Linked DNA regions of Mus musculus: all the other regions are linked to region 5. Evidence: chromatin loops called from intact Hi-C (ENCODE). Cell type or tissue: gastrocnemius. All regions are shown on one strand.

The links. A loop is a pair of places that touch in the nucleus more often than their neighbours do. Peaks named below come from ENCODE experiments on the same cell type or tissue, not always from the same donor. Only the 100,000 strongest peaks of a DNase experiment are listed, where the experiment ranks them.
Region 1: a loop joins it to region 5, with 3 times the contacts of the local background. A loop is called at or near these places in 2 of 42 quality-filtered maps.
Region 2: a loop joins it to region 5, with 7 times the contacts of the local background. A loop is called at or near these places in 17 of 42 quality-filtered maps.
Region 3: a loop joins it to region 5, with 4 times the contacts of the local background. A loop is called at or near these places in 4 of 42 quality-filtered maps.
Region 4: it touches region 5 in a loop (6-fold over the local background); 17 of 42 quality-filtered maps call a loop at or near these places.
Region 6: it touches region 5 in a loop (9-fold over the local background); 26 of 42 quality-filtered maps call a loop at or near these places.

What each region holds. Positions count from the first base shown.
Region 1 is chr6:48,485,563-48,490,562 of GRCm38, reverse strand. Sspo (SCO-spondin) reads right to left here. Exons shown (of 103, transcript NM_173428.4): 75 at 4,103-4,263; 76 at 3,739-3,962; 77 at 3,479-3,520; 78 at 3,183-3,338; 79 at 2,452-2,661; 80 at 2,066-2,233; 81 at 734-865; 82 at 392-638; 83 at 8-160. Among named protein-coding and RNA genes, the nearest start is that of Sspo, 40 kb to the right of the region's middle. In gastrocnemius, a CTCF peak has its summit at 2,639; DNase peaks (open chromatin) are centred at 669 and 4,099; H3K4me3 peaks cover 759 bases; H3K27ac peaks cover 1,598 bases.
Region 2 is chr6:48,769,416-48,774,415 of GRCm38, reverse strand. It overlaps Gimap3 (GTPase, IMAP family member 3), which reads left to right and starts at 3,565. Exons shown (of 5, transcript NM_031247.3): 1 at 3,565-3,774. In gastrocnemius, a CTCF peak has its summit at 2,189 (motif pointing right); a DNase peak (open chromatin) is centred at 2,213.
Region 3 is chr6:48,501,446-48,506,445 of GRCm38, reverse strand. It overlaps the pseudogene Zfp862-ps. Among named protein-coding and RNA genes, the nearest start is that of 1700026J14Rik, 34 kb to the left of the region's middle. In gastrocnemius, a CTCF peak has its summit at 2,068; DNase peaks (open chromatin) are centred at 1,740 and 2,107; H3K4me3 peaks cover 1,537 bases; H3K27ac peaks cover 1,262 bases.
Region 4 is chr6:48,394,511-48,399,510 of GRCm38, reverse strand. It overlaps Krba1 (KRAB-A domain containing 1), which reads right to left and starts at 3,925. Exons shown (of 18, transcript NM_001347152.1): 1 at 3,624-3,925. The coding sequence starts at 3,635. Gm16630 (predicted gene, 16630) reads left to right here and starts at 4,103. Exons shown (of 5, transcript NR_152250.1): 1 at 4,103-4,873. In gastrocnemius, a CTCF peak has its summit at 1,926; DNase peaks (open chromatin) are centred at 1,949 and 3,933; H3K4me3 peaks cover 3,071 bases; H3K27ac peaks cover 4,256 bases.
Region 5 is chr6:48,175,789-48,180,788 of GRCm38, reverse strand. The region is part of intron 1 of Gm16630 (predicted gene, 16630); the gene reads left to right. Among named protein-coding and RNA genes, the nearest start is that of n-TCgca8, 8.0 kb to the left of the region's middle. In gastrocnemius, a CTCF peak has its summit at 2,671 (motif pointing left); DNase peaks (open chromatin) are centred at 2,292 and 2,662.
Region 6 is chr6:48,643,856-48,648,855 of GRCm38, reverse strand. Gimap8 (GTPase, IMAP family member 8) reads right to left here and starts at 1,622. Exons shown (of 6, transcript NM_001077410.1): 1 at 1,571-1,622; 2 at 1,329-1,449. The coding sequence starts at 1,420. In gastrocnemius, a CTCF peak has its summit at 1,690 (motif pointing left); DNase peaks (open chromatin) are centred at 1,670 and 3,008; H3K4me3 peaks cover 1,334 bases; H3K27ac peaks cover 1,473 bases.

The DNA of each region.
Region 1 (5,000 bases), 310 kb before region 5:
TGCTTACCACTGCTGGCATTCTCCATGCAGCCAGTTGTCCCCCAGCTCATGGAGGTGGGCTTCATGTAGGCACAGGGGTGGGCAGGGGACCTCAGGGCAAGGCTGGCTCTGTGACTGCTCCTTCTGACACTCCAGGGCCCACGAGCCTGACGTGGAGGACCTGGGCAGGGCCAGGGGCAAAGGCGGGGATGAGGTGGCAGATAATGCATGCCCTACATAATCCTTCTGGCTTCAGGGTGAGCATGAGGGTGGCTAAGAAAAGGCCTAGGTGACCAGCACAAACTGGGCCAGACACAGGATGGAGCAAATTCATTGATGAAACCAAGAAGCACCCAGAATTCTGCCAGAGAGGACATGCCAGGCAGGAGACCCTTGTCACCCAGGCTCATACCTAAAGCGACTCTGTTGCCCTTGAGGTCCACAGGAGTGACTGCAGGAACTCCAGGCAGACCAGTGACTCCAGGCACAGTGGGCAGGAGGTGAGCAAAGCTGAGCAGTGCAGGAGAGTTGCCCAGCCTGACAGGAACAGTTGTTGCAGGCATCCTGGTGCTGGCTCCCTGGGGCCCAGCTGCGGCCCTGGGCATCTGTGCATTCACAGTGTCCAACTGGCACACAGCCTCCATCCTGCTCCAGAAACCCTGTGGGGAGGCAACAGATGGATGTTGGTGCCTAGACCATACCTGCCTTCGCACTGAGCTACCCTGAGGTGCCAGAAAGATCTCTAGCATGTTACCTTCAGAGCAGCGACAGCCCAACTGGCAGGCCTGGTCCTCCTGACACATGCCTCCCTCCTGCAGGTCTGAGCAGCTGTAGGGGCAGTGGTTGGCACAGCTCACCATCTCCATGCCCGCTGGGCAGCCTTCCTCTGTAGGGGACAAACCCAGTGTTAAGCTCCCTGCGGTGGTTTGAATAGGAATAGCCTCCTAGACTCATGTGTTTGAAAGCTTGGCCCATGGAGAGTGGCAGTATTAGGAAGTGTGGCCTTGGTGAAGTAGGTGTGGCTTTTTTGGAGGAAATGCATCACTGTGGGGAGTGGGCTTTGAGATCTCCTATGCTCATCTCCACCCAGTGTTGAATCCAGTCCCCTTCTGCTGCCTGTGAATCAAGATGTAGAATTCTCAGCTCCTCCGGCACCAAGTCTGCCTGGTAGCTGCCATGTTTCCCACCATGATGATAATGGATTAAATCTCTAAAATTGTAAGCCAGCCCCAATTAAATGTTTTCCTGTATAAGAGTTGCTGTAGTCATGGGGTCTCTTCACAACAATAAAAACCCAAACTAAGATAACCTCTCTCTCCTTCCTATCAGGACTCCTAGAGGCTCCAGGATCCATTCCCCCTCCCCGTTCCCCCATATTGGTATGAACTGAAACATGGGAGGCTTGGCAGAGCCCTGGAGTTGTTTTCTAAGTGCACAGTAAGTTCTCAGAACCTACTGTTCTAGCTGGTCATCCAGTTCGTGTTCATGAAGCTAGACTACATCTGTACCTCTCAGAAGCCAACATTCTCACCTAATGGCTCATGGCCCTGGTCTGAAATATGAGGCAGGGTGCAGTATGAACGGGGATCTCCTGACAAATGGGTCTGGGAATGACTAAGCCCCTTAGGGCTGGGAGCATTGGAAGGAAGGGTTGAAGCTAAAAGAGGAGTGGGGAAGAAGGAGAGGGAGGGGAGGGCTCAAGTATAGTCTCTGGCTCAGTTTACCACATATGCCCTTGATACCACACTGCAAGCTCTCAGAAACCTGGGCTAAGTGGTTCTCCAGTAGTTAATAGGGCAGACAAGGCTGGGATGATGTAGTAGGGATGAGCCAGGTAGGTGATAGATCTTTGCATTCCGCCCTTAGCCACAAAGGACCCAGATACACATAGGATATTCCAACCCGGTACCAAGATCCAGCCATCCCTCCCCTGAACATCTCTGTTTTCCTTAGTAGCCCACAAAATAACAGCCTGCTTCCTTCTCCATCCCATGGGTATAGTGGAAATGAAGTTAGTAGTGGGGGTGGAGAGAGCTTTGCAGAATTTAGCTCAATAGGCAGGAAGTAGCTGTCACCACTGCAGTACCACAGGGCATGGGATTGCAGGGCCGGACATGGTGCCTCTCCCCAACACAGGATGTTCCCCCATTCTTGGGTGGTGGGCTTGAGCAGCTTCTGCTCCTCAAAGATCGACCTCCTCCACAGCTGCGATCACACCAGGACCAGGGACTCCAGTGGGACCAGCCCCCAGGCACTGGTGAAAAGAGAATGGTTCTATCAGGGCTTAGCACAGGCAGAGGGCCCCACATGAGCCTGGAGATGACTGGCATGTGCAAGGCATCAGAGCTTCGCAGGGGCAGGGGCGGGGGCGGGGGCGGGGGCGGGGGCGGAGGCGGGGGCGGGGGCGGGGGCAGGGGCAGGGGAAGGGGCAGGGAGGAGCCTGAAGCAGGCTTTGTCCTTAGCTCCCCTCACCTGGACAAGCACGAAGGTTGCAGAAGCGGCGCTCTTGGTACGCAGTCAGGATGTCAGGGCACCAGTGTCCACCAGGCCCAGGGGGGTGATATGCTCTTAGGCGACGCTGCTGGCCCACACCACAGCTTCGGGAGCAAGGCTCCCATGGGGCCCAGGACGTCCAGAAACAGTTCCCTGACCCACAGCCAGGGCCAGGGCACGGGAGCAGCGCTGATGGTGAGAAAGGTCCGGAGCTACCAGAACCTATCCCAGGCTCTCCCCTCCCCCAGCTCAGGTTTCTTCCCCTTGACCAGCTGTGATCTCATCCACACCCAGGGCTCCTGTTCTGTATCTGATTCTGGCGGGTGTGTGGTTTTGGCAACTGGGCCTGCGTATCCTGTGTGTCTTGTCCTCATAGAGGACAGAAATCTCTGACTCAGGGGCTGCTGAGGGATGGGGAACAACCCCACAGACAGTACACACACACACACACACACACACACACACACACGCGGCGCGGATGGACGGACGGACGGACGGATGGATGGACCAAGGAGCCTGCTAGACTTGGCAGAGCTCAGAGCAGCTGCTAGGGCTAACAGTGAGTGAACAAGAGGTCTAGAGTCAGACACTGATGAGATTGGATTAGATTAGATCAGATTGTTAGGTTGTTCTAGGGGATGGATGTTGGGCTCTAGGTGTGGGTTTAGATCAGTTGTTTGAAGGCTGTGATTAGGGCCCCAGAGCCATACCTGCACATGAGGGCAGGTTGCACGGACGTTCCTGTGAGGAGTCCCCTACTGTACAGTTAGCCAAACAGAGGCGTGTGCGGCTGCGCCACGCCGGGTGAGCAGGGTCTGTGCAACTGTGGGAACACGGAGACCATGGAGACCACGGGCCCCAGCCACCTGTGGGAAGGAGGAATAGAGGAAAGAGAAAGTATATTTCCAAGTAGCCAAGGCTCTCTAACCCTTCCAGGATGTAGGATGGGGAGGGAGGAGACCCAAAGACAGGCCATACTGTTGAGGTGCAGGGAGACCCGGGCTACCTGCAAGGCCTGTCACCGGCTCCACTGTGGACCCTGCAGTTCCTGTGTAAAGGAAACCTTGCTCAGAACTGTTTCTGGGACTCCAATGCACCCTCCCAGCAGCACACAGAACACATGCTAAGATCTCCAGAAGTGCTGGTTGGAGACCCAAACAAAAATTTAGAGCTATTGGACAAAAGGAAGGAAACGCCAGAGATACCAGCAGGATAAAGACAAGCTGGGCCATACCTGGCCAGACAGGTGGTACATATTTCCCTTACCAGGGCATTCTGGGCTGAAGCAGTATTCCAGGTCCTGAAGCGGCCCACGGCAGCTCAGTCCACCAGGCGCAAGTGTGGGAAGCACACATTGGCGGGTTCGGGTGCGGGTACCCAACCCACCACAGGAGCGGGAACAAAGGCTCCACATGCCCCAGGGACCAAAGCTGCCATGCACTCTGGAGCATTCCACCATAGAGCAAGACAGCTTCCCATGAACACAGGAGCTGGGGACAGAACAAAGTGGCCAAGGAGGCCCAGCCAGGCTAGAGGACAGAGCTCAGGGTTCCCTGTCCTCATGCTCTAATCCCTCGTTTAGCCCCTCCCCCACGTTTTAGCCCAGTCCCCACCTTGCTGGTTCCCCTACCAGTTTCCACAGTCTGTTTGAAGCATCTGGCCTGGGAGCAGCTCAACTCCAGGTCCAAGGGGCTTGCCCTCATCTCCCAGAAGGGTTGGATAGGATCCGAGGGCAGCGCTAGCCAACCCCAGCTCCTGCAGCAGCAGGACTGTCAACACACAGGGGCACTCCTGGGTGGGAGAACAGAAGGAGATAGTGACATCTCCCAGGAGGCTTCCTACTGGGCATCTGTGTACAGCTTCTGATGAGACTCGGGGAAAGAGAGGGAATGGTAGCAGGAGGGAGGACCTCTGCCTCAGGAGACATTTCCCAGTACACATAGGACTGAAGGTCTGTAGGCTGTGAGCCAGCCTAAGAGTCAGCCATCTTTCTCTACAGACAGCTAGAGTGACACAGGCAGACACTGGCAGAGGCTCCAAGACTCAGAGAGACAAAGAATCCTGCCAGTCATCAGAGGACTCTGGCTGTCTCAGTGTGAGACCAACACTGGTGTTCAACGTCCTCCTGACCTTGGAGCAGCCCTTTCTCCATCAGGCATAGTGTCATAATCTCAAGGAAATGGGGCCAGAAAACATCAGGATATGGCTGGCAGAGGCCACCAGAATTAGGTGTGGACTCCCAGAGCCTATCTGTTGGAGTCAACAGAATAGAGGGAACACCTGCCTGCCTTCTGTCCCCACAGCTGGAGGCAAGGATCTGGGACCAGCTAGGATGAAGGTGTGGGGGGTCTTTCCCCCACAATGACCTGGCAGGGAAGAGAGAGGCAGTGAAGATCCACAGTCCCCGACACAGAGGGCAGGGATGCTGGTCCACGTGCCATGCACAATTATGGGAGCCCAGGAGTAATGGCCTCTCAGGTTTGAGTGCTACTTAAGGTCCCATGACAAAGGGGACTGTCTAAGAGGCC
Region 2 (5,000 bases), 590 kb before region 5:
TTTGCCTCTCAAGTACTAAAATTAAAAGTCCACTGTATCAACTTATTATTTGTATCTCTTTAGAAAGTTTTAAGAACACTGACATAGGAGCTATGCATTTAAATTAGTACATACATTATTAGATAATAGTATACTTACTAAATAATACAGAACACATAATTTAATGCTCTAAAATATCAGTCCCACTTTCCTGCTGCTATGCAATTTTGTGAAATGTAACTCTCCATTATATTATATATTTAACAGATTTGTCTATCATTTGCCTGTCATCCATTTGCCTATGAATCAAATGGGCAATTAGAGAAGCTAGAGATGGGTCCTATACATAAACAACAACCATAAATCAAGTAACCAGATGAAGGAAACAGTGCTGAGAGCCGTGGTGAGATAAAAGCCTTCACTGTGATGTAAGAGGCAGAGGCAGCCAGAGAAAGAAATGTCAGCATCCCAGGGTCGAATCAGCCCTCTGCAGTCATTTAAGACTAACTCACGGAGATGGAGAGATGGAGAGATGGCCGAGCAGCTAAGAACACTTTCTGGTCTTCCTAAGAAACCAAGTTTGGTTCCCAGACCCCACATCAGCTCACGGCCTTCTGCAGTTTCAGCTCCAGGGGACCTAATACCTTCTTCTGGCATGACCTTCACTCATGTGCACACACAATCACATATTCATACACACAGAAATAAAATAAACATTCTCCCAGCACTCCCACCAGCATTGCCAGCTGGTGACCTTGGCTATCTCTCGCTATGCTTTTACAGGCTTTGATTTGTCAAGTACGAGCGACCATTGCTCTCCTACCCTTTATTTTCCTCTTCTCATCCCTTTTCAACCCCCCTCTCTATTTCACCTCCTTTACTCTGATTCTTGCCCTGTCTCATCCCTTTTTATCCTCTGCTGAGTTTAAATTAATTAACTTTATTAAAAATAAGTTCTTAAAAATTCATTTAACCTATATTTTCTCTTTTATATGTATAAATGGTTTTGTCTGCAATGTATATGTGCACCGTGTGCTACAGTGCCTGCAGAGGCTAGAAGAAAATGTTGGGATGAGTTACAGATGGTTGTGAGTGCTGGGAATTGAACTCGAGTCTTCTGAAAGAGCAGCTGATGGTCTCAACTGCGGTTATCTCTCCATCCTCAGCAGTTTTAAATTTACAGAAAATCTGAGCAGAAAGTACAGAGGGGGCATGCTCTCCTTACCAGTTTCTCCTATCAGTAACATGTTGCATTAGTGGAGTATTGTTGCTGTCCATGGAATTGTATTCATGTATTTTATTAACTAAAGTGTGTAGCTTTACAGCAGGGGTCACTCATGGTGTTTGACATCCTGTGGGTCCTGACAAGTGGGTGATAACAGCAACCCACAGGTCAGATAGAATATCTCATTAGCATAGATTCCTCTGACTTCACTGTTCATTTCTCCCTCTACTTCCCCAAGTCCCTGACCACAGGTGATCTTCACAGTTGTCCTTTCCAGCATGCGACAGAGCTGTGGCTATACAGCACAGAGCCCTGCCAGATCAGCTTCTTTCACGTAGCAGCATGTATATACGTTCCCTCTGAGGCTCCATGTGTCCTGCTAACGCATCTCTTTGTAGTTCCCATTGCCCGGGTGTGTCACACCCACCTACTAAAGTGTATCTGAGTTGTCTCTGCATTTGGATGGGCTTTGTGAACAAATCTGCCATAGGCATTCGTGTTTGGACTCTCGTGTGGGTACAGCAGCATGGTTTTAAACAAGGTGATGAGAAAGGAGGGCTCTCTAGAGTAGCAAGTCAAAAGGAAAGCATTTGTTGAGGCTGAGAGGCGACGGTTAGCCTTCAGTGAGTAAGAACTTTTTATGTGCAAGCATGAGAACCTAAGTTGGAATCCCCAGCATCCAAATAAAAATCTGGGCATGACTGCTTGTGCCTGTAATCTCAGCATCGGGCGCAAAGTGGCAGGTCCTAGAGCTCCTGGCAGTCAACCTAGTAGAAATCAAGAATTCACTGAGAGATCCTATTTCAAGGCAATAGGGTATCGCAGTAATAGAAGACACCTTCAGTCAGTCTTCTGGCTTTCCTGTGTTCACTCAGGAGCATGTGCACGTGCGAGCTCAGGCACATCAAAAATAAACAAACAACTCCCCCAAACCACTGTTCAATATTTCCAGACTGGGCAAAACAGAACACAGCAAACCAGCAGGTAACCAGCAGGGGGCAGTGTTTGCAAGACGTCGACGCCAGTTCCCACTCCCTTCCTACAGTTTTGAGCCTCAGGCTCTTGTTCTCATTGGCTGCAGTCTGGCTTCCTTTCCTGCTGACCGTCCCTTCACAGCAGGATGCACCTTCCCTTTGGAGGCGTGGACCAGAAAGCTGCAGTGAGAAAAGGTTCCAAACAATCCCTGAGTTCTGTGAGGAAGAAATCACACTGCAGGAGCTGAGGTGGATTCAGGAACCCACAAGAGCATACATGTCAATTAAAACAACAAAACAAAACAACAGCCAGGCAGTGGTGGCTCACACCTTTAATCCCAGCACTTGGGAGGCAGAGGCAGGCAGATAGTTCTGAGTTCAAGGCCAGCCTGGTCTACAGACCGGGACAGCCAGGGCTACACAGAGAAACCCTGTCTCGAAAAAAACCAACAAACAAAACAAAACAAAAAGCTAAGGATATGAACATGCAGGTTATAGGAACAACATCTATATTCATTTCACCCAAATAGATCCCATATCCCACTCTCCTCCTTGAACATTCTTTTGTTTAAAAAAAAAAAAAAATCACCCAAACTTGGGATTGGAGGGATGGCTCAGTAGTTAAGGAGCCTTACAAGTGTTAATAGTTCCAGATCCAGGGGATCCAGCAGCCTCTCCTGGCTTCTGCAAGCACCAGGCATGTGCAGAGGGCACTTGCATACATGTAGGCAAAACACTCATACGCGGAAAAGAACAGCAAGTGAATAAAAAAGTGATCTGAACTCAAACACACGGCTAAGTGGAACTCCTCCAGGGAGGAGACCTGGCTCACTCCGGATCCTGAGTCCTGCAGGGCAGCAGGCAGAGGCACAGGGACTTGGGATTCCACTAAGTGCTGTTGCTTTGCCTAAACCATACTATAGACTGGGTAGCTAGCTTCATGGCTTCTGTGGAGACAAGGTCTGCCCAGGTGAGAAAACCTAAGCCTTGTTCTCCCATACTCTCCCTAGAAGCCAGGGTACCTTAGCCAGGCTCAAGCATGATAGCTATTGATCTGTCCAGTGGGCCCTGGAGAGAGCCACTTTAGGCTCAACTGCCACCTCAAATTCCATCTAAGAAGCTACCTCCGGATGGCAGAGGTAAACAGCAGAGCAGAAGAGATGCATGCTGTCTGCCTGGTGAGGAGGAGCAGAAGCTAGAGTCTTGGGTTGCCCATGCTTTTAGACTTCTAGATTCTCTTAGGCCCATAGAGAATACTTTGTACACAAACATCTCAGTGGTGTGGCCGATGAGGGTGGAGCAGGAAGCAGAACTTTTTTTTTTTTTTTAAATCAACCTTTTCCACTGGCTGCCTTCTTCAGTGGCCCTCAGAGCACCCCTTTTCAGAGAAACTCATGTACATCACCCTTTCCCACCCCTCAGGAGACACCGTCTTCCTCCCCCTGGAAGACAGATCTTGTGAGCTGGCCTTCACCTCTTGTAGCTCTTGTACTTTTACGAAAGACTACAAACCAATGTGAGAGGCTGCCTAGGCCTGGAAGGTAGCTCCACAGTGGCTATAGATCTTGAATGGAAAGATCCTCAGGAACTCACCAGGTAACAGGGATCTTGTGGTGTGTGTGTGTGTGTGTGTGTGTGTGTGTGTGTGTGTGTGTGGTGTTCTTCTATCCTGCTCACCCTTAAATCTACCAGTAACAATTAGTGTCAACCTGAAGGGAAAGACAACTGATCTTTTTTCATAGACTGTAGAGAAATTCCTGTTCCCCAGGGACTTTTAGTCTTGTCTGTGGAACATCAGTGAGTTTTCTCCCTCACAGAACAAGGCTAACACACCACTGAGGACTCAGGAGAGGTGGACTCTTAGACATTCTCCTTGCTTTCCAAGGGCGAAAGGGAGCAGACAAGCTTCTAAAGCAATTTCCCTAGAGCTGTCAGCCAGGCTTGTATTGAGTGTCTGGGAACCAGAGAGCAGCTGGAGGGGAACCAGTCTTTGGGACGGGGCATCAGACCGGGTTTTGTGAGCTGGGAAATTAGAGTTGTGGCAGGAAGATGGAACGTGGGCCCCATGGGTGATCTGAAGTTCATACACTACCCATCGTCCAGAAGGAACCCTAGCTGTCTGACTAGCATTCGCTTTATCCAGTCGGGGTCAGGACTCTATCAATGGATAAGAACAACCCCAGGCTCTTCCCCAGAGCCTTGGGTTCCTCGATGTTGGAGAGCAAAGGGACACCAGATGTCTTTTTCCATCACTGACTGTGGTCTGCACTCTCTGACTGGCTAAATTATCTATTGGCGTATCATCTCACTGAATCCAGTACTCACTGAGTGGCTGGACTGGCTATCTTATCTCCCCGTCCCCTGCAGGTTTAATTTTCTTTCTTTCCCATCACTTTTCTTTTTCTTGGTGAACATTCACAGTGCTGGGCAGGAGGGAATTTGTTTTGTTTTGTTTTGTTTTTCGAGACAGGGTTTCTCTGTGTAGCCCGGGCTGTCCTGGAACTCACTCTGTAGACCAGGCTGGCCTTCAACTCAGAAATCTGCCTGTCTCTGCCTCCCGAGTGCTGGGATTAAAGGTGTGCGTTCACTCAGGTTCATCTGTTCACAGAAAGCATTTGCTGTTTGTTTTGGATAAAGTAATACATTCTTTAAAGACCAGTCAAAGCAAACAGAATGAAGCTGCAGGCAGTAAAGCTTTTATTCCCGGAAAGGACCCCATGACCATTGCACACTGGTTTTCCCTCATAACAGCATGACACATTTTCCCCATTAGGACAGTTTGTTCTCAAGATGCTGTGGTGAAGGATATGGGAAAGAAAGAA
Region 3 (5,000 bases), 330 kb before region 5:
TTCTGTCAACATGAAGCTCAGCCCTCTTCTCTCTACCTTAACACAGGAGCCATTCCCCCTCCCATCCCTCTACCTAGCAGCAGCCTGAGGTTTTCATTCTAGCCAGGCCTTTGTCTCTTTACTGGCTTGCAATGTATCTTTACTGCCAGTTGTTTTCACAATGTTCCTTCCTCTCAGGGTTTGAATGAAAATGGCCTGCATAGGCTCAAAGGAAGTAGCACTCTTAGAAGGTAAGGCCTTGTTAGAGGAAGTGTGTCACTGGAGGTGGGCTTTGAGATTTGAGATGCTCAAGTCAGGCCCAAACTAGAATTAAGGGAGAAATTTCTGAGATTTGAAATTTTTTAATTAGTGGTTGGACCTGAACAAAAAAAATCAAATCCCTTTGATTTCTCCAAGATATCTATATTCCTCTCTTTTCTTGTTAAAGGTTAAGAAAGACTACTACTGAGCAGAAGAGCTTGGAAATTAGCCTTAAATCACTAATTTAAATATTCCCTGCCCCATTTCATCTGAATTCAGGTTCAATCTAAACCAATCTGAAGAGATTACCCAAGAGACACGGACATTCCTTTAAGTGCGTGCCTGTTCGTACAGGCTGGCCAAACAGCTTTCATTCCTTACGGGTCCAGTCGAGCTTGCCTTCACCCAGATATTCTCTAGACTGCCTGATCTGAAAAATATCTGTAGCTAGTGGACTGGAGGAAAGGGAGGGTGGGAGAGATGCTTAAACAAAACATACAAACAAAAACAACTGCTTTCCTAATGCAGAAACCTTTCCAGTTAAAACCACAGCACCAGACACACTCCTCCTCACCTTTCCTCGTTCCTAGGCCAACCTTCCCAGGCTCACCAAGTCAATCAAGTGGGAACTACAGGAGGGTTCTCCGGGGAATAAGGTTCCTTCCTGTGTGATCTTGTACTTCCAACATCTTATTCAATGCAAAGCTCATAGTACAAATGGTTATTAAATGAACACGGGGGGGGGGGGGGGGGGGGAGGACAAAGGGGGAGATAAAAAGTCTCATAGCAATTGAAAAAGTTTGTTGAGACAATTCCTTCCGTGCCGCCCCCCGCATCCCCCCCCCCCGCAAAAAAAAAAAAAAAAAACTCAAGAAAGGCTGCAAAGCTGAGGATGTAGCTCAGTGGGTAGAGCTCTTGTCTATTTCATCTAAGAACCAGAGTTTGAACCTCAGCACTCCTAGCTCTGTACAAAAGAACTGGCTACAAAATAACACTGCCAAAGACCTTAATCCTAAAAGGCTGACTGTCTCTCTGTCAGTGTGCCCACAAGCTAGCAACCCTTTCAAGCAAGGCTCGCTCTTCTGCTCTGGACCACTTTCTACCGTACCTCATCTCTCATCTCAAAGGCTCCTCTTGCCAAAGCCTTGAAACAAGTTTGTGGAGTGTGTTTCTAAACTATGTCCACATTCTTCACGAAGCAGATAAACTAGAAATAGAAGTATGCAAGAAAATGCCAGAAGCCTTTTTTCCCCTTCTCAGTCCTAACCCGGGAAGGGGGAACTAAGAAACACCAGGCAATTACTTCATTTCTCCGTTAGCCACCCTCTGGCACCCACTGGCGTCCTACCTCCAGCCTCTTATGTCTTAAAGCAAGGCTTCTTCGAAACGCAAAAAAAGAAGAGGAAGGAAAAACAGCAGCACTTGGTCATCACGAAGCTTGGCTAGCCTCCACCCCTGGACCACTGGCAGAGCGGCCACAAGCAGGGGTGGATGACACAAGGGAGGGGAGTGGGGTGGGATGCTCAGACGTGGAGGAGTAATACCTCCCAAACGAGGCAGGTGAGTGAACACTTCCCTGCAAGGCTAACTCATCCGCTAGCCCAGACCAGGATGCATGACAGAAGGGAGAGTAGCCCGGTGCTTTCCCGTCCTACCTTCCCCGACTCCCCAAGCTCCATGGCTTGGTTCTGGTGGCCGTGCAGACCCCCTCCCTCCGAGCCTGTTCCAAGTGTACCGCGGCCCACTCCGGACTTGGGCTCCCGGAGCCGAGACGCCTGGGTAAGGAGACACGAGGCAGCAAAGTAATCTCTCCTACAGCGGGAGGCAGTAGCACAGTAGTTGGCTCTGGTAGTGGTGAGCTGGAATAGTGTCGTACTAGCGCAGCCTTTTACAGCTGCCGCTTCGCGGAGACAGAAAGGCTCACGGGAAATGTAGTCCAGCCTGGAGGTCCTGCTAGGACTTGTGGTCAACTCCAGCCTGCACACAGGTCCACAGGTCAACAAGGTTAATCAAGAAGAGCAATACTTTTTCCGGACATATCTTTCTTTGTTTCTTAAAAACAAAATAAAACAAAAACATAACATGTCATCTGTTAGCCCAGGCTGACCTGGAACTCCTTATTCTCCTGCCTAGTCTCTTCAGTGCTGCTGATTACAGGCTGGGCCATCATGCTGGTTGAGGGGGCAGGGACTGGAGGTACACATCCGAGCCTCTGTAGCTGTTCTTTGCTACTTTGTGGGTTCTTCTTTTTCCCACCATTTTATCCCCTCAGTTTCACCCCCTAACATTAGATAGGTGAGAAAGAATAGGGGGGAGAGACAGATGCTTGAATCTTATTTCTTTCTTCTGGTTTCTTCTTTGAGCACGACTACGAACAAACCACAACCAACACCTCCCGTCCCCCCCCCCCCGCCCCCCGCAAAGACCACCAACCAACCTATCAGGCCTCTAATATTTCTACACCCTCTGAAAAGTTCCCAGAGTTCTAAAAGTCACACAACTGCAGAAACTATCTGCAGCTGGCAAAACTATGACTCTGGGAGAGCACCAGGCAAAACTAGCCTCTGTGGACAGTCTGAGGCAGTCTCTTATCCCCACATCTGGGATTAAAAGAAAAACACATTCTTACAATATTTCTGTGTTTTTTAAAAATCTAAAATTCCAAATTTATCCTTATAAGGCTCCCTAAAGGATAAATGATAAATTATTCTACACACCCTATACTTTGAATTTTGAGACAGGGTCTCTCACTGAGCCTAAGTGCTGTTGATTACAAACTTGGCCATCATGCTGGGTTTACTGTGTGTGTGTGTGTGTGTGTGTGTGTGTGTGTGTGTGTGTGTGTTACAGGCTGTCTTTTTTTAAATATATTTATTTATTTTATATATGTGAGTACACCGTAACTGACTTCAGACACACCAGTAAAGGGCATCAGATACCATTACGGATAGTTGTGAGCTACCATGTGGTTGCTGGGAATTGAACTCAGGACCTCTGGAAAAGCAGTCAGTGCTCTTAACCGCTGAGCCATTTCTCCAACCCTATGGGCTGTCTTTAGTCAGCCTATATCTTAGATTTTGAGACAGAGTCTGTGATGGTTTGAATATGCTTAGCCCAGGGAGTAGCACTATTAGGAGGTGTGGCCTTGTTGGAGTAGGTGTAGCCTTGTTGGAGGAAGTGTGTCACCGTGGGAGTGGGCAATGAGACCCTCCCCCAACCACATGAGAGCCAGTCTTCTTCTAGTGGCCTTCAGATGAAGATGTAGAACTCTCAGCTCCTCCTGCACCATGCCTGCCTGGATGCTGCCATGTTCCTGACTTGATGATAATGGTCTGAACCTCTGAACCTGTAGGCCGGCCCCAATTAAATGCTATCCTTTAGAAGGGTTGCCTTGGTCATGGTGTGTGTTCACAGCAATAAAACCCCAACTAAACAGGGTTTCTCACTAAACCTGGAGCTGACTTTTCTGCAAGGCTGACTGACCAACAATAGATATACTATCTCTGTACCTCCAGTACTGGGGTTATGAGGACTGTCCAGTCCTCCTTCTACATAGGTTCTGGGGATATAAAAGATACAAATGTCCACACAAAGACTTGTGCAAAGATGCTCATAATAGGGGGCTGGTGAGATGGCTCAGTGGGTAAGAGTACCCGACTGCTCTTCCAAAGGTCCAGTGTTCAAGTCCCAGCAACCACATGGTGGCTCACAACCATCCATAACAAGATCTGACGCCCTCTTCTGGTGTGTCTGAAGACAGCTACAATGTACTTACATATAATAAATAAATAAATCTTTAAAAAAGAAGATGTTCATAATAACTTTATGCATAAGAGGAAAAGCAGCAACAACAGGAATGTCTACCAACTGGCAAATAGATAGGCAAGCCATAAGAAATATGGATCAACGAACAGATCACAGGCATTCTGTGGATGATCCATGCAATGGTTACTAATTAGCAGTAAAAGGTAATGAGCCACTGTTACATGTTATAATTTCTGTGAACCACTGTTACATGTTATAATTTCCGTGAACCACTGTTACATGTTATAATTTCTGTGAACCACTGTTACATGTTATAATGTCCGTGAACCTAGGAATTGTCAAGTTAGCTGAAAGAGGCCAGGCCTTTACAAAAACAGAAGGGACAACTCTGTTGAGATTAGTGCTTGCCCTGGGGCTAGAAGTAGGAGAGGTTGATTGTCGGTGTGCAGGAAACAATGGAAATAGTTCTAAACCTGGATGGAGGTGATATGTGGCCCGTCCAAGTTGCTGCTCAGGTCCAGGCTGAACTCTCCCTCCAGTCCCCTGATAGAGACCACACAATCGTTTGTCAGCACTAGTTGCCAGCATTACTTTATATATAACTAATTACTTCCTTCTAAAGTCTTTTAAAGTTTAAAGTTAAATTGCAAGATTTTCAGACTGGGTGTGGAGCCTCACACCAGTGATCCAAGTGCTCAGATGCAGAGGAGGTAGGTTTCTGTTGAGTTTAAGGCCAGCCTGGTCTATTTAGTGAGTTCCAGGCTAACCAGGATTACACAGAGAGACCATGTCTTAAAAATTACACACTTGTGTACACATACTCACACACACACACACACACACACACACACACACACGGGCACACGGGCACAGGTGGAGTTTCCATATAAATTATGGTTCAGTAAAACTGCTGTCAAGAGGAGGATAGCTTGAATGTTCCAGAATTCTGTGTTGATAGAATACCACTGGTTTGAAGGATACGACCAGGGACACTC
Region 4 (5,000 bases), 220 kb before region 5:
CCTCATGCACTTAGTAGACAACTACAGGGGATCAGAGAAGTTACACCATCAAGAAGGAAGGGGCCATAAAGCCCAAACAATAGAAGCCCCTGTTTATAATCTAACCTTCTCACTGTGATGGCTAAGGGAATCACTGGACTGTGTGGCCAAGCCATGGCAACACAAAGACCCAACCCAATGTGGCCTGCAACCCAAAGAGCTAGAACTGGCCGGCTGTTTCAGACCCTGCCAGAAGGAAGGGTGCTCCTACAGAATAGCATGGGCTTACAAACTGAGTTCAGCAAAAAAGAAAATCTTGTTTGTGGATCTCTGGCCTTGGCCACATGACCTGCATATTATGGCCTCCATAGCAGAACTCCTCCTAAATAGCAGCATGGCTCAGGCTACCACAGCTGTATGCTTATGAGACAGCTCTGCATTAGCACTTGGCTTTCCATGCAGGGTTCACTTTAGGTGAGAGTGATTAAGCTATACACAGATTAAGGCCATTATCTGGGGGAAGTAATTTCCTGATAAAAATGATGGGGCTAGCCTCTTCTTCCTCTCTTACTCGTGCTCTTCTGCTCTTCCGCCTTCCACGGTGGGACAACAGTGCTACTGGATGTGAAGAGCCTCCTGGTGCTCACAAGCTCATGTTTTAAAAGTTTGTTCCCTGTCTGCTGAATGATTTTAGGAGGCTATAGAAACTTTACAAAGTGGACCTAATACATCACTGAGTAAGGCCCTTTGGGATGTAGTACTCCTGGTTCCTTCATACCCAACCCCCTATCTCCCAATCACCAAGACGTAGAGAATGCACACTTTGCTGCCACAATGTTCTGCCCAAGTACAGGGGTCAAATGACCACAACTGAACCCCCTGAAAACATGAGTCATAGTAAACCTGGCCTCCCTTAGGTGTTTCTGCTAGGTCTGTGGTCAGAACCAGAAAAGCAGCTAACCACACATTAAGGCAACCCTTGCCAGGCACCAGGTCCTTGCCTTACACGTTAGATTTCTCAGCAGCTACAACTGTGGGGGGAAAAGAAATCTGGTTTGTTACTGTTTGCTTTTTGAGAGGCAGCCTCACTATTGTAGCTCTGGTTGTCCTAGAACTTATGTAGGTCAGGCAAGCTTTAGACTCACAAGAGAGTCTGCCTCCCAAGTGCTGGGATTAAAGGTGTGCACTGCCACACTCAGCCAAAATCTGTTCTTTATAAGTGACCCATCTTAGGTATTTTAACATAGAAATACAAAGGAGACAGGAGGCAAGATATTTCAACAGCTGTATCTGCATGCATTTTCAGTTTGTCAGCTTCATTTCTCACTAGAAGTAGGCACCTGGTTTCCCTCCTCCTGTGCTTCGATTACTATAACAGAATACCTGAGACAGGGTGATTATAAAGAAAATAAATTGACTTCTTACAGTTGCAGATGCTGAGAAATCCAGGGTCAAGGGGCCATGCTGGTTGAAGGCCTCCCTGCCACATCGTATGGTACGTGACAGTTTGATGGGGAAACAGAGAAAGCAAGCCAGAAAGGCCTTCTAAACAAGACTACTCCCCCAGTCACCCATCAACCCCAATGACTTTCCAACAAAGCATAAACATGACACTAGGCATTAAGTTCCTAACAGGTGAAATTCAGAGGATACTGTCAAGCCACAGCATTTCTATTAGTCTTTTGTGAGACTGCTCAGTCCTTTTGAGAGCCACAACCTAAGGTGCACGGAATGACCACATATTAGTCATGGGACTTCAGCCAAATGGCTGCCCTATCTGAGCATTAGCAAACTCATCTGTACTAGTGGATCATATCCTAGTCCACAGGGATACTGTACAGACAGGATTAATTACCATAGGCTACAATAAATCTAGCATAAATGCTGTGGCTCGTGTCACCAAGGCTATCTGCCTAATCTCCACCTCAGGCTCTTCTATACACCACTCCTGACTCTGGGGGGCAGCATAGGTGGCTCTTTATCTCAAGGCTAAATATAGCTGGCTCCTTTAGGCCTTTGCCTGCAATGTTTTCCAGGCCTCTCTCCAACTAGCCTCAAAAGGCCATCCTCACTGACAGGGTTTTGTTTTGATGCGGATGAGAACTCGCTCTGAGTGGAGAGATGCTCCCTTCAGAGCTTTCCCAAATGGAAGAAGTCGAATTGGGGATGTTGGTCAGATGGTAAAGTGTTTGCCTAGCATGCGCTGGAATTAAGTTCCCAGTGCCACACAAAGCCAGATATGGTAGCACATGCCTATGATTCAGGCCGTTGTAGGAAGGTCAGTCAGGTCAAAGTCATCTTCAGCCACATGAGAGTCTGTCTCCAAAAATATAAATAAAAAGCAAAGGAAGAGAGAGTGTGTGTGAAGGACAGGGAGTGGGGAAGGGGAAGAGACAGAGTGGATGGGGAGATTAACTTCAGAACAGCTACCGCTGGCTTGCCATCTGGACCTCTGCCCAATCATCAGAAGAAAACCTTCCAGGATTAACTAGGACCACTGTAGATGATCAATCTCCTTGCTCATAACTCCCATGATGGCTTCCTAAGAAACTGTGTCAGTCTCTGTATGAAATTTTAGTTTCAGCACTCAGTCTTGTATCAGCCTAGCCCCATTGCCCCAGCATGCCTCAGGCTACCAGGGTCAGACCCTGTACCATGGCTGCTACTCACTGTCCCCAACTGTAGACTGTGCACACACCCCTGTGATTCTGTCACCCCTGTCACAATGAACATAAAGATCTTAGACCATCTCTGCCCCTCTTCCTTAGCCTGGGACCTTGTACTCTCAGAGACCGTGCCTGACCATCTTCTCTATGCAGTATATGAATACTCTTCCTTGAACATCAGGTTGGAGAGATCTGTGGTTCAATTCCCTCATCTACAGAACAGAAAACCCAAATAAGCAGACTCTAGGATGGGGCCAGTGGGAGTATCTGAGCAAGAGTCTTGGGCTACCTGTTAGCCATAGCTAAAAAAGACGCTTCCAGGCCAGACAATGTTCGATTTACCTGGCTTATCGTTTCTCCTGAGATTCTTGTGGGGTATTAGTGATGTCCAGCCACGACCTCAACACAGTTGCCTAAGTTTGGCCAAAGCTCGTGGACCAAAATTGCACATCTGACTCTGGGTGTCTACCCAGAAGGCAGTGCAGCAACTGCCCTGGCATCTTCACAGCCCACGATCCTGCCGAAACTGTACCTAGGCCACAACAACTGATGTGGCTCTTCTTCAGCTCTGGGACTGACATATTTTACCAGCATTAACTTCGATCTGTTTTCTTTCTCCCCACTTTTCCGGCCCAATTCACGGGGATTACGTATCTTAACAAAAATAAATGTCAGATTTAGTTATTCCCCCAAGACCTGCTGAGGCTTCAGTCGTGCACACCCTCTCACGATCTTGTAATGAAAAGCCAAAGGAATGAGTTCCCCAGGTAGAAAAAAAGCTCCAGGTCCGTGTGTCCTGGGAGAAGGGGAGAGCCTTAGACTTCTGGTTAGGGAATTCTGGGCACTGGCCGACCTTGATCGGCTCACTCGAGCTCAAAGTCGGCGGTGACGGATCCTCCCGGGCCTGTTGCCCTGGGGACTGCGCTGCACCAAGAAGCCCGACCGCGGCGTTCGTCGGTCCGCAACGGCTCGTCTTACCTGGAGCGCCATGGCGGAACTCAGCTTCGCGACTCCCTGGCCCACCCAGCTTCCGGTGCGGCTCTGGCTGGAGGCTGCACCGAGACCCTCGAGACCCTCGGGGACAGCGGCCCAGTTCTGCACGACAGGAAGCGGGGCCGGGGAACTCGCTACACCGAGAACCGCAGAGTTGGCTCGTCTGGGTCGGTCTGGCGCTTCGCATCCCGGGAGGGGTGGTCCCGCTTCCGCCCGCAGCCCCCAGCCTCACAGCGGTAACGACGCAAGCGCAGACTACACTTCCCAGAGGGCGCCGTGCCTGGGGCGTGGCTTCAGGGGGTGTGGCGGGGTTCTCCTTTACTGCTCCGTCCCTCACACCTCTAGCTCCTCAGGTTCAGGCACCCGCCTGGCACTGGTTAGTTACATCCTGTCGAGCTTGCGGCTTGCGCATGCTCAGGTGCAAACAACCGTTCATCCAAATAACCAACCATCCACTCCTCCGTTCTCTTTAGCATCCGGCGCTTTCTGAGTGCGCCCTGTACAGGTGCCAGGTTAGGATGCATGGATAAAAAGGGACCAGTTTCTCCCGTTGGCTGCAGTCACGTAAACCCGACCCTGAGTGGCTGAGGGCCAGGGCACAGTGGCTCACCGCTACACTGATCTGCATCACTACATTTTATGTGACTATTTGCTTGCTCGTGTTGCCCACTGATGGTGGCGGCCCCAGTAGTTCCTGACAAACGCTAGGCTTAAATATATGTATGATGTGTGGACTAAGTGTGTGCCCCATCTCTGGATTCATTTGTGCTGCTGTCTCTGTGGTGCAGACATAGTCCTTAGGCTGCACTTTGAGGCTCATTTTCCTTCCTGGAGCCCTCGTCTTTCCCTTCATTGTATGGGAAAAACTCAAAGAGAAGTTTTTGGAGCTTTGAAACAGGTGCTTGGAGCCACAGCAGAAGCCACCATACCCAGGACTTGTTCTCGGCTCTCCACTCCTAAAAATGTCTGCAGGGGCGTCCCCTTATCTGCGATCCGAGGAAGGACGATTTCTCCCTAGCCACCCCAGCATAGCTCTTTAGTGACTCTGGCCTACGTGGGCTCCACTGGCATACTGGCTTTGTATGCTGGCATGCCAGAACACATGATCGAGCAGAGACCACTAACATTACTGCCCAGCACAGCTGAGTGAATTTCTTCCTTCACACTCTAAGGACAGGACCGCAGCATGGAAAAAGAAAACTGAAAGTTCAGTCCATCTCCAGTAGCATCTCAGGGTAAGTCCTAGGCCTCAAGCCAGGGACCTATGATCCCTAAGCCACAAAATCCTCTCAAAACCTTTCAAAAAGAAAAAAGGAAGACATAATTTACAGCATGTGAAGTGTCTTGACGCTGTTTTGCTTT
Region 5 (5,000 bases):
ATCTGCTTGACCCAGACAGTATCACTGGGCTTGTACAAGGGAAAAGTGATGGTGGACTGGGACCTCAACAGGGTCTCTCAGATAACTGGGTGAAGATCCTCTATGGAGGACTAAATCCCTCTGTAGAGAGAATTCTGGAATTTTGGCTTCTTTTAAAAATCACAGTAATGCTGTAAGAGTATGTTTTCATCTTAACCCCGGTGTGGGACATGGGCTGCTTTGCAGCAGCTGACCATGATTTACTTTGCTCTAGCTGAGGCATGGCTTTGCCAGCTGCAGATAGTTCCAAGCATGAGGAGAAAGGGAAATCTGGGGCCACCACAGAGGAGTGAGTCACCTGATTGTGGCCTATATTAACTGGCCCCATTGAATTTTTCTCCTTTCTAAATTAATTATTTTATTTATTTACATCCCAGACATTGCCCCCCACCCCCAAATCCTGATCCCCTCCCAGAGCTCCTCACCCCATCCCCCATCCCGTTCGACTTTGAGATGGTGCCCTGCCCCAGGCATCCCCCTTCCCAGGGGCATCCCATTGGATTTTTCAAAACAGAAACTTCTGTCCCAGTGTCTATTAAAAGCTTAACTGGGTGACCTGCAATGACACAGTGACCAAGGGTTCTTGGAGTCTGAAGAGGGCAGAGGCCTGGTGCCTTCATTTTGGTTCACTGTCTCACTTTTTCAGTTGAGAGGGTTTTCTGGGTTTAGGATAGTTTGAAGGTTCATTCTTCCTGGAAACAGAATGTACACTGATCCCTTTCCTGGGGGCCTTCTTCATCTTCCCCATTTTTTCCTGTTTCCTTTTGGGGGATTTTTTTTGGGTGGGGGGTACAAGCAATTCGAAGCTTAGAGTGGGCTTACTGGAAAACACGATCTTTGTCTGTCTCTGTGTGGCTCAATCAATGGCCAAGGCAGCTTATTTTTGTCTTTTTTCAGTGTTTTGATTATTATAAACCTTTTGGTTCACTTTGATGAACTGAGAGGTATTTACCCCTGCCAAGTCCTCTAGCTTTTGGAGGTGTCTTTTGTTTCTGGATGTCCAGAGGTGATTGAGTGACAAGCTAAGCTTAATGTCCTAGCAGTTTATGGAACCTGTGGATCAAAATTATATATAATTTTGTAATTGTTTCAGAAATGCCCTGGGATATTCTTTTGGGCCCCAAAGAACCTGAGTAGTCTTAGACAAACTAGTGCGTTTTTGAGCTGCACCCTAGATTCCAGTTGTAAGGCACCAATGAAAAGTGTTCAGGGCCTGGGAACCTCATTGGTACTGGGGGTTGGGTTCCCAATCAGGCCTCTTGGATGGGAAATCTGTTTCAAAGGGGAGTGACTTTTCCACATCCATACCAGTTGCTGAAGAAAAAATCTCTCTCTCTCTCTCTCTCTCTCTCTCTCTCTCTCTCTCTCTCTCTCTCTCTCTCTCTCTCCTGCCTCTGTTGTTGTGATTATAAGAAGATAAAGGATATAAGGAGATATGTTCTGTGGTGAGGTATGAGGGAAAGGGGTGTCTCAGTGGGCCCATGCTGAGGCATCCCTTCTGCCTAAAGGACCGGCCACACCACAATGGTATAATATAGAATAGAGTTTATTTAGGGCATGGGGAGGGAAGTCAAGAAGGTAGTAGAGGCAGAGAAAGGCAGAGAGGAGAGAGGAGAGAAGTAGAGGCCAGCCATGGCCACATGGAGAGAGGGAGAAAGGGAATGGGGAGAGACTGGGAGCAAGGGGGTAAGAGAGACAAGAGAACAAAAGAGGGAGGAGGGGGGCAAGCAGCCCCTTTTATAGTGAGCCAGGCCTACCTGGGGGTGGAGTCCAGACAGAGTACCAACATCTGTCCCAATAAGTAAAGAGGCAGAAGTTGGTGACAGTCATATCAGGTAGTGGGTGTAGAGGATGGAGTCTAGGAGGGCATAGGGTTCAGGGGTGATCAGAAAGGGGGGAAGGGTCTAGGTCTTCCAGTTCCAGAAGCAGAGAAAGGATCACAGATCAGGAAAGAGTGATGTCCTCTGAAGTCATTGTCACTGCTCCAGGATGGAGCAACACCTTCTATAGTGGAAAAACAGGTCAGTGACAGGGAACCCAGCATCAGAGCGGAGCACCCTGCCCCCCACCCCTGGCAAGCGTACTCACTGAAGCCTCTGGTAGCTCAGGCCTTGGTTCAGCTTTCTGGCTAACACTGCAAGGGCCTAGGACATTCAGCAGATCCCCATCTTCTGGGCAGGAGTGGGAGTCTGGGCACCCAGGATCGGGCTGGGCTTGTGACCAAAGCAAGGGTATCCTGAACTGGGTGTCCTATGAATGCCCACCCCCACCCCCAACCCCACTGCATGCCCTGATGCCCCACCCCCTCACCCCCACCTTAGAGGCACTGGAGGAGGGGCAGCTGTGTGTGACTCCAGGAGCAGACTGAGATAACTAGAATTTTCCTGTCCTAGAGAGAAAGGGAGACTCCTCCTTTCCTTCCTTCCTTCCTTCCTTCCTTCCTTCCTTCCTTCCTTCCTTCCTTCCTCCCTCCCTCCCTCCCTCCCTCCCTCCCTCCCTTCCTTCCTCCCTCCATCTCTTCCTCACTCCTCCCCCTCTCCTTTTCTGTTGTAGACAAAAAAAAAAAAAAAAAAAAAAAAAAAAGACAGCTAACAACAATGTACACAGGATGCCACCTAGTGGCAGAATCCAGAGAAATCCGCAGAATTTTAAGCAAGTCACCCAACTTACTTTTGGGGAGAGGAGTCAAAATGGAAACACCAGCAACAAAATCAAGGAATTAAATAAAAAATTCCCTGGACCAAGCTTGCTCATCACCCGTTCACTCATTTATACAAGTGGCTGGCCATTCATTCAAGCAAAATCAAAGCCACATCTCTCATGAGAGGTAGAACCAAGATAGTAACTCCCAGTATAGCATTGGAGAATTGGGGAAGGATTTCCTGTTGAAGTTTTTATTCCCAAGCAGAAAAAAATTCCAGACCATAAGAGGGCTCCCTAAATGGGGATATCTTTCCATAATCTCAAGAAAGATCCCTTGGGCATATATTCCTTTTCCATAAGAAAGTGTCTCCCAGGAAAAGGGCCTATTCCTCTAAATTAGGGGGTTTCCTCCAGAGCCTAGCTAGCCCCTTTAATTAAAAGGCTCCCCATGGGCCTCAAACTCAACGTGGACTCAGTATACAGACTTACAACTGTGGAGTGTCAGAGGACTGTTTTAATGTCAGTGATACGGTAGTCACTCCAGACCTGTCGAGACTCAGTGAAAGAGCAGGGCCTTGGAGCATTTGCCAGGGTTGCCTTCCCTGCAGCCTCTCCCTGGCAGCAAAGGCCATGAGTGAGGCGAGTCCCACGGAGCATGCCATCAGTGAGGATGGAGCCTCCAAATGAAATGATCCATGCAAAGTATTTATTCATAACCACACTGATTAAGTCAATTAAAGCCCAAGCTGAGGGCACCAAGTGTGTGTTGTTAAAAGATAACAATTACATCAGTGTTTGAAGGGGGTCACATTAGTGAGGGGACTGGGGCAGCCTAATAACCTCTGCTTTTGTTGTAAAGTTCAGTAGTGTTTTCCATAATCCATTTTAGAACAAGGACATGGACAGTTACAAAAGTATTGTTAAGATGAAAGTGGCTGTTGGGAGATGAAAGGCTAAAAAGAAACAAGACAAAGACAAAATAAAATTAGGAGAGGATGGCATTACTTTAGTCATTTAAAACAAAATGGAGAGGCCCAGATGAAGGTGGAGGTTAAAGGGATGTTTGCATGCATGACAAGTCTTTTTCCTGTGGAGACACAACACACACACCTACTCACCACAGATAAGGAGTCCATGACAGACTAAAGTGTGAGTACTACCCAAGTTCAATTTGGTGAGCTAATAAGTTTAATTGGGGTTACTTACAAGAATGTGGGAACAACTGCACCACCAAAGCCAACCCCAGCATGAGTGACAGTTCATAAAAACATGGAACCTGGAGCATCCTGCATAGCCTGCAGGTAGCTCAATAGGTTGGAGAGTCTTTTCCAAGTGATTCAGTTGATCTATACCTCTTCCAGGCAGATCAGCTGGTCTCCGCTTTTTTCCCCTTGGTTTGTCTGTGAATGACCCTCAGACAGCTTTACTGCTTACTCTGGGAAGGAAGGAGGGACCTAGTGAATCTGGTCAGTTTCAGGGACTTCCTGAAACTATTTTGAGTTATTTGCCTTCTGCTTAAGGAGCTTCCCTGCAGAATAGAATGGTTCAATAGCCAAAGAAACTGCTACACAACAGACCACCCCTTCCTACAGCTCTTGGAGTCTTTCTGACCTCTCTTTCTGGAAGACCCCTGATCCCTGGAGGGGGTAACTATAGATATCCATCTATGTCATAGCTACAGACTATGTATTTGTTCTTAAGCATTTCATCATTGGTTATGAGTTGAAGCTCACAACAGTGATCTATGGGTATAAACACAAATGTTTAGAAGGCAATTTGATGGGTACATCACATCCATCTAGTAAAAGGATAAAAGTTGCTGCCCTGTTGGGACCTATGTTCACTCTAGCCACAGTTTTTTTTTTTTCCTGGATTATAGTACTAGTCATGAAACTCCCTTTTATGGAGCAAGCTTTAAGTCAAATTGGAAGGCCATTAGTCTTACCAATGGCAGTAGAGCCACTATTGTGCAAGCACATCCTGTGTGGCACGGTGGTACATAGCACTGGGGGTTTTATTTAATAACATTATTTATTAATAACATTATGGCTTCTGTGAGTGTCCTTTTCTGCCAATGTAGCATACCTCTTGAATTTTTTCCTTTCAGTTGACCCAGTTATTGTAGGTTATAAGATAGGTGGAAGTACTATATCTGGTTATTTCTCCAGTGGCTTTCCAAATCTGCAAAACACTCAGATATTAGCATTATGTCATCAATATAACAAAAACTTTTTCATGGGATAAACAGAATAAGGCAACATCCCAAATCATTATCCCATAACAAATAGGGGTGTGGTGGTTTGAATAGGCATGGCCCC
Region 6 (5,000 bases), 470 kb before region 5:
ACTGTGGCCAAGGCTTGGGCATCTCTTGAGAACACGTTGGAAGAATATTCTCCCCATGGGGCAGAACTTTGAGCAGCGCACCTTGTTCATTACACTAAAAGAAGAAATGGTCAGATGTGCAACTATTACCAACCCATGGGCTCCAGCCAACCATTTGGCTGGATGGTGTGGATTTGGAAACAACATGGCTGGGAAATCGGTCTGGAAGAGGTGTCTGGAAGGACTGCGAGGAAGACAAGCAAGAGAACTTCTGAATGCCCATCAAAAACTGACCTCAGCAAAGGAAGAGCTTGATCATCAAGCTGACAGGGTGACCCATTCTGTTGGTGCCAGTCATCCTCTTCCCCAGTCACCTGATCATCAGCCAACAATCTCATCACAGTGGCCACAGTAACATGGATAGGGACTATACATGGGTCTGGTAATATCAAAGTATACAGTGCCATCTCTCTATAGCAGGATTCATGGGTCAGCAATTCATGGGTAAAAATCAAATGGGAACGACACTACTTGACCTCAGCAAAATCTTTGCTTCCAGTCCCCAAGATCTTACACTTTGTTAGCACAGAGGTCTTGGCTACAAAGAGCAAAATGTTTCCACCAAAAGACAATCATCACCCTATCCTGGCAGTTGAGTGAGTAAGTCTGTGAGTCCCGCTCTGTCTTCCCTGGATATTGCCCAAGGGTACCACGAGTTCAACCATTGGAAGGAGCTTCTGTGATTCATCCCACATCAAGGTGCAAGTGGTCCCAGAGAAAAGAGATCAGAGAGGCCTCCAGAGCCCAGCGGGGGAAGACGTTTAGTCCTAGACAGTGAGTCAGTCAGCATAAGAAAAGGAGTTAGCAGGTGAGGGCCAGTTTGGATTAAATGTACATAAACTCAAGACTTCCTTCAATACATGACTAACTGGATCTTTCTGTGAAAGGACTGGAAATTGTTCGAAGAGAGAATATAGGACATAGATACTGCCATCTGCTTCTCCAGGAGACCAACAGTCCCAGTGACAACCAGTGACTTCCTTCTGGGAGTCCAACCCCTGAGACACTCCCTGCTGGATCTTGAACCTCCCTGTCTGCCACACTTCTGTCCTCTTCTTCCTCCTTAGGTGTGAAGCCTTTCCCCACAGACCTCCTGGCAGGCAGCTGTTCCACATTCTTTCTTGGGAAAAATACGGTACATCCCTACTGGATCTGGTTGGAGTGACATAATTCCAGCTCTTGAAATCCAACCCAACACAGGGCAGACTGCCTTCCACAGTCTAAACTTATCACCCCCCCCCAAGCTATAATAGACCCCCCCCACACACACACACACCTCTGAAACATACCTCGGTCTTTCCCCCTGTCCTACTGATGCTTCACAGCTTCTGTGCTCTGCCTGGCTTCCTGCAGCTGCTCCTTGGTGGGATGAAGTCGCCATCTCTGCCCTCAGGTCAGTGGAAGCAAATCCTAAAGAGGGCCAAGAGCCACACAAGGAGAGTTAAAGATTTACCAGGCCACCCCAGTCTCCCTGGCAGGAGGATTTCCAAATGTTTCTAGGAAGAAAGAGGTTTCTAGAAGCATGTCTTACATCAGTAGAGCCTGAGAAGGAGCTCAGAGCACATAGGATGAACACGGAAGGGGCTTAGGGAGGGGCCGGTGTGAACACAAAGGCACAGGTCTTCTGGAGATGCCCTTGGGTGCCACCATGTGGCTGTGGGAGCACAGTCATTCACACTGCTACAGACAAAGATGGTAACAGAAAGGCCTACTTGGGTCTTGTCCTAGTAAGCTTCAGCTATGAATGTAACACAGACCTAGAGTCATCTGGGTAGAAAAAAAAAAAAAACAAAAAAAACACGACTGAATGATTGCCTATAACAGACTGGCCTGTGGCCATGCCTGAGAGCCATTTTCTTAATTGCTGATTTATATTAGAGTCCGTCAGGGTGGCCTGTGTCATCCCTCGGCAGGTGGCCCGAGCTGTGTAAGAAAGGCAGCTGAGCAAGCCAGAGGGAAAGGTAAGCAGCATTCCTTCATGGTCTCGGCTTTAGCTCCTGTCTCCAGGTTCCTGCCTGGAGCTCCTGCCCTGGCCTCTCTCCTGCAGATTATCACTTGTAGACTGAAATCAACCTTTTCCTCCTCAAGTTGCTTTTGGTCTTGATGTTTATCGCAGCAACAGAAAAGCAAACTAGATCAGGTCTATTCTTTGCAAAGACCAAAATCGGAAGTTTTTGATGAAGTCAGTTTGGGAGTAAAACCCAGCAGACTTTCCTCTTGGCTCATCCCCACCACCGTCTCCCTCAGCCTGGACTGATCACACAATGTAGATAAAACTACAAAGGAACCATTTGCTTTCTCCCAGAATAAAGTGCTCCCTCATAGATGAGAAAAAGCTTTCCCCCAGCTAGCAAAACACAGAAATGTTTGAACCTGAGTTTTCATATGACTCACAGAACTCACTGTGTCCCAGCGACCTAATCTGATCTGTACTTCCTAAGCAAGGGGCACACTGAGAACAGCATGGTTTCCTTGTTAGAAGTCTAAAGTGACGTGTGCTTATGCTATAAGGATCCTGAAGGATTTGGGGAACAGGGCACATACAGACTCATACACTGGCAAAGAAAACTGCCCTATCCCCCTCCCCCTCCCATTCACTCACCTCACCTTAATAAAGAAGGTCCACTCATAGAACAGTCCCCACCTCCCCTGGGCACCAGGTCAGTGCATAGAATACCATCTAATTAAAATGTTGAGGTGAAAACTATAGACTAGGATATACAGGTGCCTGTGAGGCTGAGCTAAGGGCTAGCAAGCTCTTGCTGCTCCAAAACTGAGAAGCCATGGACTTGGGGGCGGGTCGGGGGGAAGGGCAGGCGTCCTAAATGAAATAATAAGCTTTGGAAGAGTGCTTAAAGTGAAATTAAAGCTTCTCACAACTTCTTCGTGACTTAGCAGGTCGACGATTGGTTTGCTGAATGATTTTGCTCTGCGGCCTTTCTGGTTTGGCTCTAAGGAAGGATGGGGTCTCCTGCCCTCTAGTGGCCGTGTGTAACGACACATGGAGCAAATGAGAACCTGAAAGGTCCCTGCTGACTCTCCTAGCTCTCAGTAGGGACAGGACAAAGTGGGACTATAAACTAACAGAAATTGCATAAGGAGAAAGATGCGGTCATGCAAGGAGGAGTCTACGACGGCCATGAATTGTGTTAGACACAGAGGCTAATCTGTGCGTCACGCACTTTAAGACCAGCACTTGGGAGGCAGAGGCAGGTGAAGCTCTGTGAGGTCCAGGCCAGCCGGAGCTACATAGTGAAACTATGTCTCCAAACACAAACAAAAAAGAAGAGGGAACATTTGCAAGGATCCCACAGTCTCAAGTCAGGGAAGCCGCGGAGCCTGCCACAGTGAAACTACCTATGGGGTGTGAGCACCGTGGTATGTTGGCGAGCCGTGGGAGCAAGGGAGAATATGTGCTGTGGAAACCCCCACTTCCCTTCTGCAGTTGACAGACAGTAGCGGAGGCTACATTTGATGGAACCTGTGAGTGAGGAGGATGATAGCGCACTGTAATCTGGAAGGGTCAGGAGCTACGTTTCCCCCTGGGAGGTTTCTCGCTTTTGGTGTGTGGTGTGAAGACATTCAGGGAAAGTTTTCTGGAGTGCTCTGAAGATCTCCTTTTCTGCCCGCTCCTGTTCCTGTCCTGGTGCTCAGTGCTGCTTTTGAGAATGGCAGGAGCAGAGCATGTGGCTATGATGTTCACCCTGACACTTTCCATTCTGCCAGGCTTTCTTATGCACCGGACCTACCAGAGGAAGTAAAGTTTTACTTTTCCAGAGTGGTGGCAAGTCCTCCTCCACCTCCTCCTCCTCCTCCTCCTCCTCCTCCTCCTCCTCCTTCTTCTTCTTCTTCTTCTTCTTCTTCTTCTTCTTCTTCTTCTCTCTCTCTCTCTCTCTCTCTCTCTCTCTCTCTCTCTCCTGATTTATGGCGAGTTTTGGTTTGTGAGCATCTTTTCTGGGTCAGTTCAGTATAACCAACTAGATAGCTTTAAGTGAAGACTGGGACCATTGCATCCCCGCGGTCAGGGAAGCTTCCTTTCCTTGGGGGAACCCAGAAAAAAGGTGCAACTTGAGTTAATGGGGTACAGTTGGCTCTTCTTTCCCTCCAAGTGCCAGCATTCAGGGTAAATGTTGGCCTCTGGTTGAACCCATAATGCAATGTGTGTCCTTTTATTCCCTATAACTGATCTCTAGAATTGGCCTATGTTTAGTCTCCAGACACTGATCTTAAAAAACTGCCAAGCCTCTCCCCCAGCATAAGTGAGCCCCACCTCTAGTTAACACTAACCAGTTCACTTCATTAACCTGTCAACAACCAACCCTTTGCCTTCGCCCAGCTGTTCTGAATACCTGGGTTAAGCTCTGTGTTGTCAAGGTACAAATTTTCTATCTTGATTCTGCTAAGCATATATGCTTATTAAATGTAGTCAACCTGTATGTTCTTTGGGTTTCTTCTTACATTGTTCAATAGTGTTCACCCCATGTAATTGCTTATATGTCGTTTGTGTGTGGGGGGGTTGCAGGGGCTAGCCTGTATCCATGACTGACTTGGGTTTTAAGTATCTATTTTACTTAGCATGTGGGAAGCACACATGAATACTGAGTTCAGAAGACAACCTGAAGGATTTGGTTCTCTCTTGCCACGTGGGCTCTGGGAATTGAACTCAGGTTGACAACAAAAATGCCTTAACCCACTGAGCCATCTTATCAGCCCTAATTTTATGTGCTTGTTATCAATATATATGTTCTGTATGCCATAGTAAAATATATGTTAAGTGGTATGATTTCATGATAAAGTTTCTCCACTCTCAAAAAGACTTTGATGCTAGTGGCCTATAAATATTCAAGAATGCATGACAATTTTCAGACAAGCTGGGCTGCCTAGCAGAGAGGTTCAGATTAACCAAGCCACCTGGAAGAGGCTGCAGGCTGGGCAGTAAGCTCCGGGTTCCAGTTTTCTCC